Linked DNA regions of Mus musculus: regions 1 and 2 are each linked to region 3. The links are chromatin contacts, found by Hi-C or POLR2A ChIA-PET in ENCODE. All regions are on one chromosome and are shown on one strand. The core of a region is the stretch at or near the end of the contact, and the rest is flanking DNA. Distances in the headings are between cores, read along the strand shown. Region 1 holds the start of Zfp143 (zinc finger protein 143). Region 2 holds the start of Eif3f (eukaryotic translation initiation factor 3, subunit F). Region 3 holds the start of Rpl27a (ribosomal protein L27A).

The links. Hi-C counts contacts between places; a loop is a spot of excess contacts on that map. ChIA-PET counts read pairs that join two places held with the same protein, here RNA polymerase II (POLR2A).
Region 1: POLR2A ChIA-PET joins it to region 3 with 20 read pairs in embryonic stem cell. The contact joins the promoter of Zfp143 here to the promoter of Rpl27a in region 3. POLR2A ChIA-PET finds 5 or more read pairs at or near these places in 3 of 5 experiments (Patski and embryonic stem cell).
Region 2: a loop to region 3 is called in a map of v-Abl transformed pro-B cells, with 5 times the contacts of the local background. The contact joins the promoter of Eif3f here to the promoter of Rpl27a in region 3. A Hi-C loop is called at or near these places in 2 of 37 maps with a recorded cell type or tissue (both v-Abl transformed pro-B cells). POLR2A ChIA-PET finds 5 or more read pairs at or near these places in 1 of 5 experiments (embryonic stem cell).

What each region holds. Positions count from the first base shown.
Region 1 is chr7:110,060,063-110,063,116 of GRCm38, reverse strand. It overlaps Zfp143 (zinc finger protein 143), which reads right to left and starts at 1,406. Exons shown (of 16, transcript NM_001374618.1): 1 at 1,342-1,406.
Region 2 is chr7:108,932,889-108,936,090 of GRCm38, reverse strand. Eif3f (eukaryotic translation initiation factor 3, subunit F) reads right to left here and starts at 1,676. Exons shown (of 8, transcript NM_025344.2): 1 at 1,284-1,676. The coding sequence starts at 1,659.
Region 3 is chr7:109,517,698-109,521,227 of GRCm38, reverse strand. Rpl27a (ribosomal protein L27A) reads right to left here and starts at 2,033. Exons shown (of 5, transcript NM_011975.3): 1 at 2,006-2,033; 2 at 1,580-1,643; 3 at 1,235-1,310; 4 at 586-760. The coding sequence starts at 2,008. It overlaps Snora3 (small nucleolar RNA, H/ACA box 3), which reads right to left and starts at 1,096; the gene lies at 977-1,096.

The DNA.
Region 1 (3,054 bases), core at 157-2,656, 540 kb before region 3:
GCTCTTCTCGTAGGATAGGGCCTTACTCCTAGGTAACTCAGGTTGGCCATAAACTCAATCTGTAGTGGAGGCAGGCCTTGAATTTGAAATTTCTCCTATTTTTGCCTTGATAGCTTAGATTTCAAAGTTGAACTACCAGACTTAGTTTGGACTATTTTAGGTGAATTTGAACGTGTGTATATTCTATCAAAAAGCTGTTATTAGTATACTTGAGATCAGGAACTCAGTGTGTAGCTAGCTGTAAATCTGTAATAAAGAGTAGTCTTGAAATCCTCTTGCCTCAGACTCCGATTGCTGGAATTATAGACAGAGACACCATGCCCAGATAAAACAAACCAAAATAAACAAAGGGGAAGAGTATTTGTAGAGTCGATTGACTCATCTCCAAATACTCAAAATGTCAGGGTAAGATTTATGCTTATTGTTTTGTGATCTTTACATTTCACAATGAATTTACTATATACTTAGAATGAAGAAAGTGTTAAAATGTTACACAAGTTTTTGCCGAATAGGGCTGAACGCATCTTTCCTAGTAAAATTTAGGACCAAACTGAACACAATCTGAAACGTGCAATTTCTCACATTCCCAACGGAATATGCCAGATGATTTGAATATTTCAAAAGGGAAGGCAGAACTTGATTCTAAACAAACAGATGGGCAGTGGTATTCATTTCTACTTATTGAAACATCGTTTAATGAAAGGGAGAAAGTAAAAAATGAGTGAACGAAAGTCCCATTATAAAACATTCCAAGAGACTATTTTTGAATATTCGATGTTAGGCCTCACAGACTTTTGAAGAAAAAAATTGTGAAAACGAATAAATGTGCCTACGATCAGAATAGGAAGAAACCCGGGGGCGATATGCAGGCGTGTCCCCAGCCGCGGGCCCCGCGCCCCTGCTGGGGCCTGCTGAGAACCGAGGCCCGGAGGCCCAGTCCGACCGGCTTCCACACCGAGCGAGCGCCCAGGGACTCGCTCCGCGCGAAGGTCAGGTCGAGCTGAGCCTCCCGGCTCCCGAGAGCTCCACCCTCCCCTCCTGCTCTCCCTCCCCTCAGCGGCCCCCTAAGGGGACAGGCGGGGCGCTGGGTGAAGGGGGGTGGGGTGGCGTCCTCAGAGGGAAAGGCTCCGCCGCCCTAGAGTGGCGGCCTCGGGTTATTAATAAACTCCGATTCTGCCCGGGCTGCGCTACGAAGGCGGCCGTAGGATCGGCCAGGCCTGAGGACCAGCATAAGCAGCTGGAGGGAGAGCCGGGGCCCGAGTGGGCCCGCGCCGCCGCACTGAGGGCGGCGGCCGGGCGGAGAATAATGCACACTGGGTAAAAACACATTTATATACGAACCTCCGAGAAAATTTTCCAACAATTCCTTCGTCCGACCACCATGCACCAGGACAGGAAACAGCCGCCCGGCCCCCAAGCCCCGCAACCCGCATAGCAATTCTGAGTCCCGCCCCTACCCTCCATTGGGCTGTCTTTACGTCACTCACTGGAAGACTCTTGCTCTCGATTGGTCTAGATTTAGCTGACGGGCAGGAAACCGCCACTAACTACGCCCACCTCACCTGCGTCATTGTTGCCTGACCTTCCTACCCGCTCATGAGTGGCTGGCGCCAGGTACGGAATCAAAGCTTCTGTGCCTGACTGGATGGCGAAACTGCTCATCGCGGACCACTCCGCCCCACGGACGAGTGAATTATGCCGATTCTGGGGCCCCAGCGGGAGGCGCCATTTTGTAGCAAGGGAGGGAGGTTCGTCCTTTTGATTGCCCGGGAGGGAAATAGGGTGATGGGCGCCATTTTCCCTACAGGGCTAATGTGGAACCCATGGAGCTCCCGGTGGCCCTGCCGGAGCGTGTATCGGAGGCCGGATGGGCCTTGCCTTTCTATTGCCGAGTGTTATTTCATTGGAAGGTTAGAGGAAGGCAGGAGGGCGGCCCGAACCTCCCACGCGCTCCCTAGGGGCTCTCGGAGTCGGCCGAGGCCTTCGCTTTGGGTCTCTGTGCCTAGCGCAGCTGATGCCGGAGACTGGGTTCGGAACCTGCCTGCCCTTCCCCAATCTCCGGGCATGACCATGCCATGGGAGGTTGAGCTTTCTGCTTCTGCGGAGATCCCGGCGGAGCCGAGCTTCCGCTGGGAGGCAAAGCGAATGCTCTTAGTGTGTCCGTGGACTTGTGGTCGCTCGGGTCCTTTGCATGCGCTTTCCCTGTTTTGTGAAACTGAAGGATGAAGAAAGCATCTGTTGGGCTCTTTAACCTATTGAGACATTAGTTGTGGCATGTGGTACGTTTTTTTTTTTTTTTAATCCTCTCGGCCCAACCCTTAAGCCATTTCCAATACAAGGCATTTCAGATAAGAGTGCAGTAGCCGCAGTACCAGGTGTATATTCCAATAAGATGAGGAGGTTGACCAGCATTAGCCGTCAGTCACTTGCATTTCAGGTGATGTCATTGATGAAGTCGAAAAATAGCCGGGAGAAACTTGAGTTTGTAACTAAATCTAGTCGGAACCTACAGTATTACCTTCTCTTGCCCTCACCCCATCTGAGACTTTAGTTTGCAGTATAGTTCAGTAGGCTATGAATTTAACCGGAGAGTATATCCCTAAGTGCTAAGAGTAGGCTGTATAGCCTATGCCACATAAGGCCCAATAAATCACAATTTTAAAATATTAATCTAACCAGGGCATAGTTACATAATCGGTACTCAAATGTCATTTGAAGGATCTCAGGACTTAGAATATACATCCTTTTATGGTTTTTGAGAGTGTGGCTGTCTGGCCTTGTATTTGCTATGTAGAGGGCAATTGATGACATGATCTTGACCTAATCCACCCACAACTCCTATCAAACCCTGGCAAGAAAGGTACATGACACCACTACTTTGTTTTGGTACTCTTGGACCTTTCTACCTCCACATGGCCAGTAATGGGATTATAGATAGGCATGTGCCACCATCTCTGGTTCTGAACAGTATTATTATTTTTTGCTTTTTTTTCCAGATGGGGTTTCTCTGTAGCCCTGGCTGTCCTGGAACTCACTCTGTAGACCAGGCTGGCC
Region 2 (3,202 bases), core at 427-2,926, 580 kb after region 3:
GCCTTTCTTTTATACTGATTAATTATGGATGTGCAACTGCTTGCCCATGGAAGTCAGAGGACCGTCTGCAGGTTTTCTCCTTCCATCATGTGGGCTCTGGGAAGTGAAGCACGGGCAGGCAGTGAAGCGCCCTGGCAGCCCTGCTTACTCAATTTTCTACTTGACCAACCCACTGGTACACTCAGGGGCACCTCACAAGGAATACCAAGCCCAAGCCACACTCTGTCCTTTCTTCTTGTATGCACAACGGCAGCTCTAGAACTCACCCAAACCCCTCTCATGCTGCAGTTCTGTCACGCCTTGACCTGCGAGCTCTATTTCCTTGCGTCCACTCTCTGCCTCTCTCTGCCTCCCCTTTGCAGGTGCTCTGCTTCAGCCCTCAATCTGCTGTCCAGGCCCAACTCAGGTCTACTACTTTCCACAAAGCAGGCATGTTCTCTAGTTTCCCCTGCCTCGGCTCTGGAATGAGTGCTGGTCATGGGCCTCTGCAGAGACCAGCCTGGAGGAGTCTTCTCAGCTCCCTGTGAGTCCTGCCCCACAGGCAGGTGACCAAACCACTGAGGGCTTCACTTCCTGCCACCCTCCCGTAAGCCTGGGATGCCAACCTCTTCAGATAGTTGGCTTCTCTTCATCTTGAAGGTTAGCGACGGACACATAATACAACAACAGTCTGTGTCCAAATGAAAAATCAGAGGAGTGAGGTGGGGGTTGGGGGTGGGGGTAGAACTTGGAGCTGAGCATATCTAGGGTTTATGAACCAGTATGTAGGAAAACCTTGGGACACGTGCCTGTCTGAAAAGTTTAGGAAAGCTAGATATTATATATCCAGAATATGTTACAAATATACCTGGTTTATTTGAGTTGGAGGAAGCTTCTGACACATCCTCTTCCCTAACATGGGTGGTGGGCACTTTCTGTTTGTGCTGGGGTGGTGGTAGGTCACTGCATAAGAGAGGGCATGTGGGTACTCTGTTTAACGGGTCAAGGGCTTTGAACTTGCTGTCATTTGAGCTTTCATTTTTGGCAGCATGCCCTCTCAGTACCACGTTGTTGGGAGTATAAAATAACATGTAGATCAAGTATCACAAACTACGCAATAGCTTATACCTACTCCTTGCACATTTCTGTGGCTTAACGGCAATTCGGCTGAATTCAGATCACTCGGGAAGGCAAGCCACAGTAGGAAGGTGCAAAAAGAGAAACAGGCTAAGAGTTCAGGGGCGATGGAACGAGAGGAATAGTAAGATGCACAGGAAGAAAACATTAATTTCCCCAGAACTCACCCAACAGGGTTCCAATAACTCGGGCAGCTCCCTCGTTGCGGCGTTCGTAGCTGTCCACGATCGAGGCCAAAATGACGGGGTGTAGCCTGACCACGCGGCCGCCCGGGAAAGGCCCCGGGAGGGCGGGCCCGGGCTGCGAAGGCGCCGGCGTCTGCGCTGGGGCTGGCGCGGAGGCTGGGGTCTGGCCCGGGGCTGCAGGCGCAGCTACAGCAGGATCAGACGAGACGGGCGCCGGGGACGCAGCGGGAGTCGCAGCCGGTGTCGGAGCTGGCGTGGATGGGGTCGGGGCTGAAGCCGGGGCTGCGGTGACGACCGGCGCCGGGGCTGCGGCTGCAGTGGCAGGAGGGACATTAGCCGGTACGGCCGGAGAAGCCATCTTGCCGAGAAAGAGAGAGAGCCTAGAACAGAAGAGCGTGAGTTGGAGGAATTAGAAATTTGATTGGCTAAATTTATACCACGTGAATCATATCTTGATGACTATTGGACATGAAATTTCCGGCTAGTTGTAAGTTTTAGTGCGCGGTGTGCGCTTTAATTTCTGTCCGATGCGCACTCAGTGTGTAGGAGTCCAGAGTAGTTCCTAGTAACTTTAGGACTTCCTGGGGTGGGAATGGGGAGGAAGCAACTAGCAATCTACACAGTTGCCACCAGGTGGCGGCACAGAGTAGTGTAAAGGTCGCAATTGTTTAAGACTTAAATGGATATTAAATATCAGTCTTACAGGGGATTCACTGTTACATCCATTTAACTTATTAATCAATGAATTAAAATTTGGACTCAGGATCTACTTTGCATTCCACGCCTAGCCATATAGGTTAGGTTGGCCTGGAACTTACCTCAACTTTCCTGCCTCTGCTTCCCGAATGCTAGGACTATAGGCAGGAATCATCATGCCTGACCAATAGTGCTTTATTTGTGATGGCTTCATAAGGCATCATTAGGGAGGCATATTCATTCAACAATTTAAATGCTTAATATGCACCAGACTCTCTCTTATATGCTAGGGTATATAAGTGAACTAAATAGCAAAGGGTTGCATTCTCTTTGGGGGAGAGAAAAGGACTAAATCCTACATTAGGTTAGAAAGTGCTTCGATACACAGTAAATTATTATTACTATTTGACTGTGCTATGAGAAAGAAATGATCAGTGGAGGTTATGAGAGCATGAAAGATTATGAAGGGTTAGAGTAGGATACAATGAGGGTATCAAGTTGGAGTGGAAACTTGAAGAATTCAGGCAGCCAACTATTATTTGGGGTTTTGTAGGGAGAGCTCTTCTGGTGGAGTGAACAGTTCATGTAGAGGGCTTAAGGTGAATGAGAGCAAGACTAGTACATTTAAAGAAAGAATTTGGTGGTTAAATGGCATTATCAAAAGAAAGGATAGATCTCTAAGCAGGGCCAGGAGCTAATTATGAAGACTCCTATGCTGGTACTGGAGAGATGGCTCAGCGGTTAGGAACACAACTAGAGTTGTGAGTAGCTGTAAGCCACCAACCAACCCCTTCCCCTTGCTAGAACCTCAACGCAGATTCTCTGCAATAACCTCTTCCAAAGGTCCTAAGTTCAATTCCCAGCAACTACACAGTGGCTTACAATCATTTGTAATAGGATCTGATGCCTCCTTCTGGTGTGTCTGAAGATAGGGACAGTGTGTGTGTGTGTGTAATAGATAAATAAATATTTTCATTTTTTATTTTTATTTTTTGGTTTTTTGAGACAGGGTTTCTCTGTATAGCCCTGGCTGTCCTGGAACTCACTTTGTAGACCAGGCTGGCCTCGAACTCAGAAATCCGCCTGCCTCTGCCTCCCGAGTGCTGGGATTAAAGGCGTGCGCCACCATGCCCGGCAGATAAATCTTTTTAAAAAGACTCCTATGCTATAAAAAAATTTGGGCAGTAGAAAGATAGTTCAGTGAG
Region 3 (3,530 bases), core at 784-3,283:
TAGGAATGATGGGCCCATGAAAGCCTCCCTGTGGTTTGGGTCTCTGCACTTAGGCTGGTGTGGTTTTTTTTTTGGGGGGGGGGGGGATGGGGGTACTTTTAACAATATAGGGCCTTAAATAATGAACACTTTAACCTGCAAAAAAAAAAAAAAAAGCCAGGATGTGCCTTAAGACCATTCTGGACCAACTATATACCTCAAAAAGCAAACCTGTTAGAAATGGAAACAAGTGGGAACCAAGCAGAGGAAGAGTTATTAGCATGTGACCAATTCAATCACCTGCAACAATTCTACTAAAATTTTCTAATAGGTAATGGCCAAATGTATATATAGGTTTGGCTTTCAAATAAGACCGTGTATTAAAGGTCCCATTAAGAGTGACAAGGCAGGCTGCTGGAGAGATGGCTCAGCTCTAAGTACTGACTGGACTTCCAGAGAGCCTGTGTTCAATTCCCAGCAACCACATGGTAGCTCACAACCATCCATACATAATGGGATCCGATGCCCTTTTCTGTTGTTTTTCTCTGAAGAGTGTTCTCATATACATAAAATCTTTTAAAACGAATGGCAAGTCAGTTCACTCACTGATCGAACAACATCAATGATGGGAGCAACTCCAGTCTTGTTTTTTGCCGCATTGACCCGTGTCTGCTCGCTGACCAATGTCCACAGTTTATCCAGGTTGACTGTTGGGCAGAAGCTCTGGTTCCTCTTCAAGTGGTAATGCCGCATACCAACTTTCCCAAAGTAACCTGGGTGACTGGGGAGGGAAGGCAACCATCTTCAGAGCCTCACTGAGAAAACTTATCTTTGTAGTTGTCTCCTAGTGAGTGTAAGTGTTCACTACTGTAAACATTGACACAGCAGGCACCAGATACAATTTTTGAACTAAAAGTCAGGTCACTCAGTAGCACCCCCACTCCTTAAAGGATTCCCTAAATAGGGTGCAACGTAACTTTGAATGGGTTAACTTGACATATGTCACTAACCTGGTGACTGACTGTGCCAGAAAGTCCACACAGCCAGTGAATAAGGTCAGCAGTTATTCTTCGAGGACTTAAGCACACTAAGGCAACAAGCAATACCTGAGCGTGACTCTAGCCTCGGACAGGTCCCCTCAGTTCAAGTGCAGCGTTTACTTGCTAAAGCTAGCCATACCAAATGGTAAGAAGCCCGTTTCCAGGGAGACACCGTCCTAACTCACCCCTTCAGCCCCCACTTCCAAAACACTCACTATTTGTCAAAGTTGATCCTGTGGTGGTGCATGCCTCCAGCATTCCCGCGGCCGCCTGGGTGCTTGCGGTGCTTACCTGTCGGCACACAAAGCAACTTGTGTGACTTATAGCTGCTCACATGCCCTTATTCCTGCTCTCAGTTTACCATCCGTTTCTAAGCCCGATTTATCAAGACTCGGGGATAGAAGGAACATTTACGGCATTTCACATCCCAGCGGCATGTGTTTAACTCTCACCCCGCTACCAACATAAAGTAGGGGAACTGCAAGTGTTTCCTTCCACCCACGGATGTCTACTTTCCAACAAAACTCCAAAGGCCAAACGCCGAGGAGGCGCACACTTACCGATGCGGCCGTGGCCGTGGCTCACGTGGCCCCGGAGTTTCCGGGTCTTCCTCAGTCTGGATGGCTGCGTGGGAAAAACAGCAAAGTGGTTAGGCCTGCTTAGAGGATGGGGAGACCGGGGAGAGGGCAGCAATGCCTGCCTGCCCGGATCAGGCCTGCACACGAGGACTTGCCTTCTGGAGCACCGGCTAAGCCGAGGCCGGGACTCAGAGCGTGCTCAGCCGCCCGGGCCCGCACGTCCACGCGATCCCAGCTCTGGTCGGAACACGCGGCCCCACGTTCCTCGCCCCACACCCGAGTGGGTCATCCCGCCCCGCAGGCTACGCCCAGCCATGGAGACCCACTAGGACCATAGCAAGCAGCTGAAAGGCTGGGAAGCAGAGCCCCGACCCTCCGCGATGGAGCGGAGGCCAAGAGAAGACCTACCATGGCGGTGGCAGAAAGGGAAAAGGGAGGAGCTCACGAAGTCTCGCGAGGTAGCAGGCGCGGGGGCGGGACCAATGCTTCATTTCCGGCCAGGAGGCCGGCTTCGGGAAGGGCTCCTGACGTCACGGCTCCCGGCGCCCGCCTCTTCCTTTCCGTGTGGATGGGCGGGGTGAACCGGTGGCGCCCGCCCCCGGAAGCCCCGGTAGCTCCTCCCTAGTCGAGCGCCGCTGCGGCCGGTCATCGTCGGAGTGCACTGTTCTTTTCTGGTGCGGTTGGTTTTTGTCTCCGGGCAGCAATGGCGGTGGCTCAGAGCATCGGCAAGACTTCCGCAGGGCCTCTGACGTCCCTTAAAGGGACACTGCCCTTCTCTTTTGCTCTGGTCCTCTCTTCATGTCCTGCCAAATTTGAACAGCCTTCTGTGCTTCAGGGATCTAGATTCTGTAACTATTTTGTATAAACATCACATTTGAATTTTCTCCAGACTCTGGCTGGTATGCTTTTACTCCCCTGGACCCGAGGTTCCCAGCCCAGCGTGCTCCTCATACAAGTATTTTCCGTGTCGACCTTCTTGGACCTGTTTTGTTACTTGTTTACTCGAACTATCACACTTGTAACTTCTAATTGCCAAGTTACATTTTTCTTCCCGATAGAGCCCAGATTCTCTAAGGGTTCAGGACTGGGCAATTTTGCTTGTTTTCCTTTTAAATCCATGAGTTCCTGGCGTGTAGCCTGCTTGCTAACAAAAGTGGTACACTTGTGCACAAGATTCTAACCCCTTAATCTGTTTTATTGTTTCTTACTTGATCCGTTAAACTAAAGAATATTCTAGTCAAAACTCTCAGAAAGCAGAGTGGGCAAATCCTGTCTGTCTGCTAGCTTCTTGCTCGGTGTTTAGTCCATTACAATCTGGGCAGTTTGACTTTAGCCACACCATTTCCTCAAGATCTTGTATTTGTTTTGAGACAGGGTCTTACTCTGAAGCCAAGGCTGGCCTTGTACCTCCTGACTGCTGGAGTTACACTCCTAATCGATTGGCTAGGCATGATGGTCTCGAACTTTCTCGTGTGGGCTGTAATAGCATATCTATGGCTGTCCTTGTTCAGCTCCTATTCAGGCAGTCCTGTTGGTGATACTATGGGTGTGGCTTCTTACACTCCTAGGACACACAATTTCACAGTAAAGCCTCTGATCTCTGGCTCTTACAGTCTTTCCCTCGCCTTAGGTGGAGGGGTTGTTTTACAGATTTATCCAGTGGGACTGGACTTCACACCTCTGCATTTTGATTGGTTATAGCTTTCTATATCAGTTTCTTTCTGCCTGTTGCAAAGAGAGCTTTCTTTGAGGGCTGAGGACTACCATTTTCTGTTATAAGGACAAATATTAGAACTACCCATGCCTTCACTGCTAGTATCCCAGTACCACTCTTGATTTCCCTAACCTTAACCTTTTGATCCTCCAGTCTTAGCTTCCCATGTTCTGAGATTTTAAGCATGTACCCTCATGACCAACTCTTTCTGAACTCTAA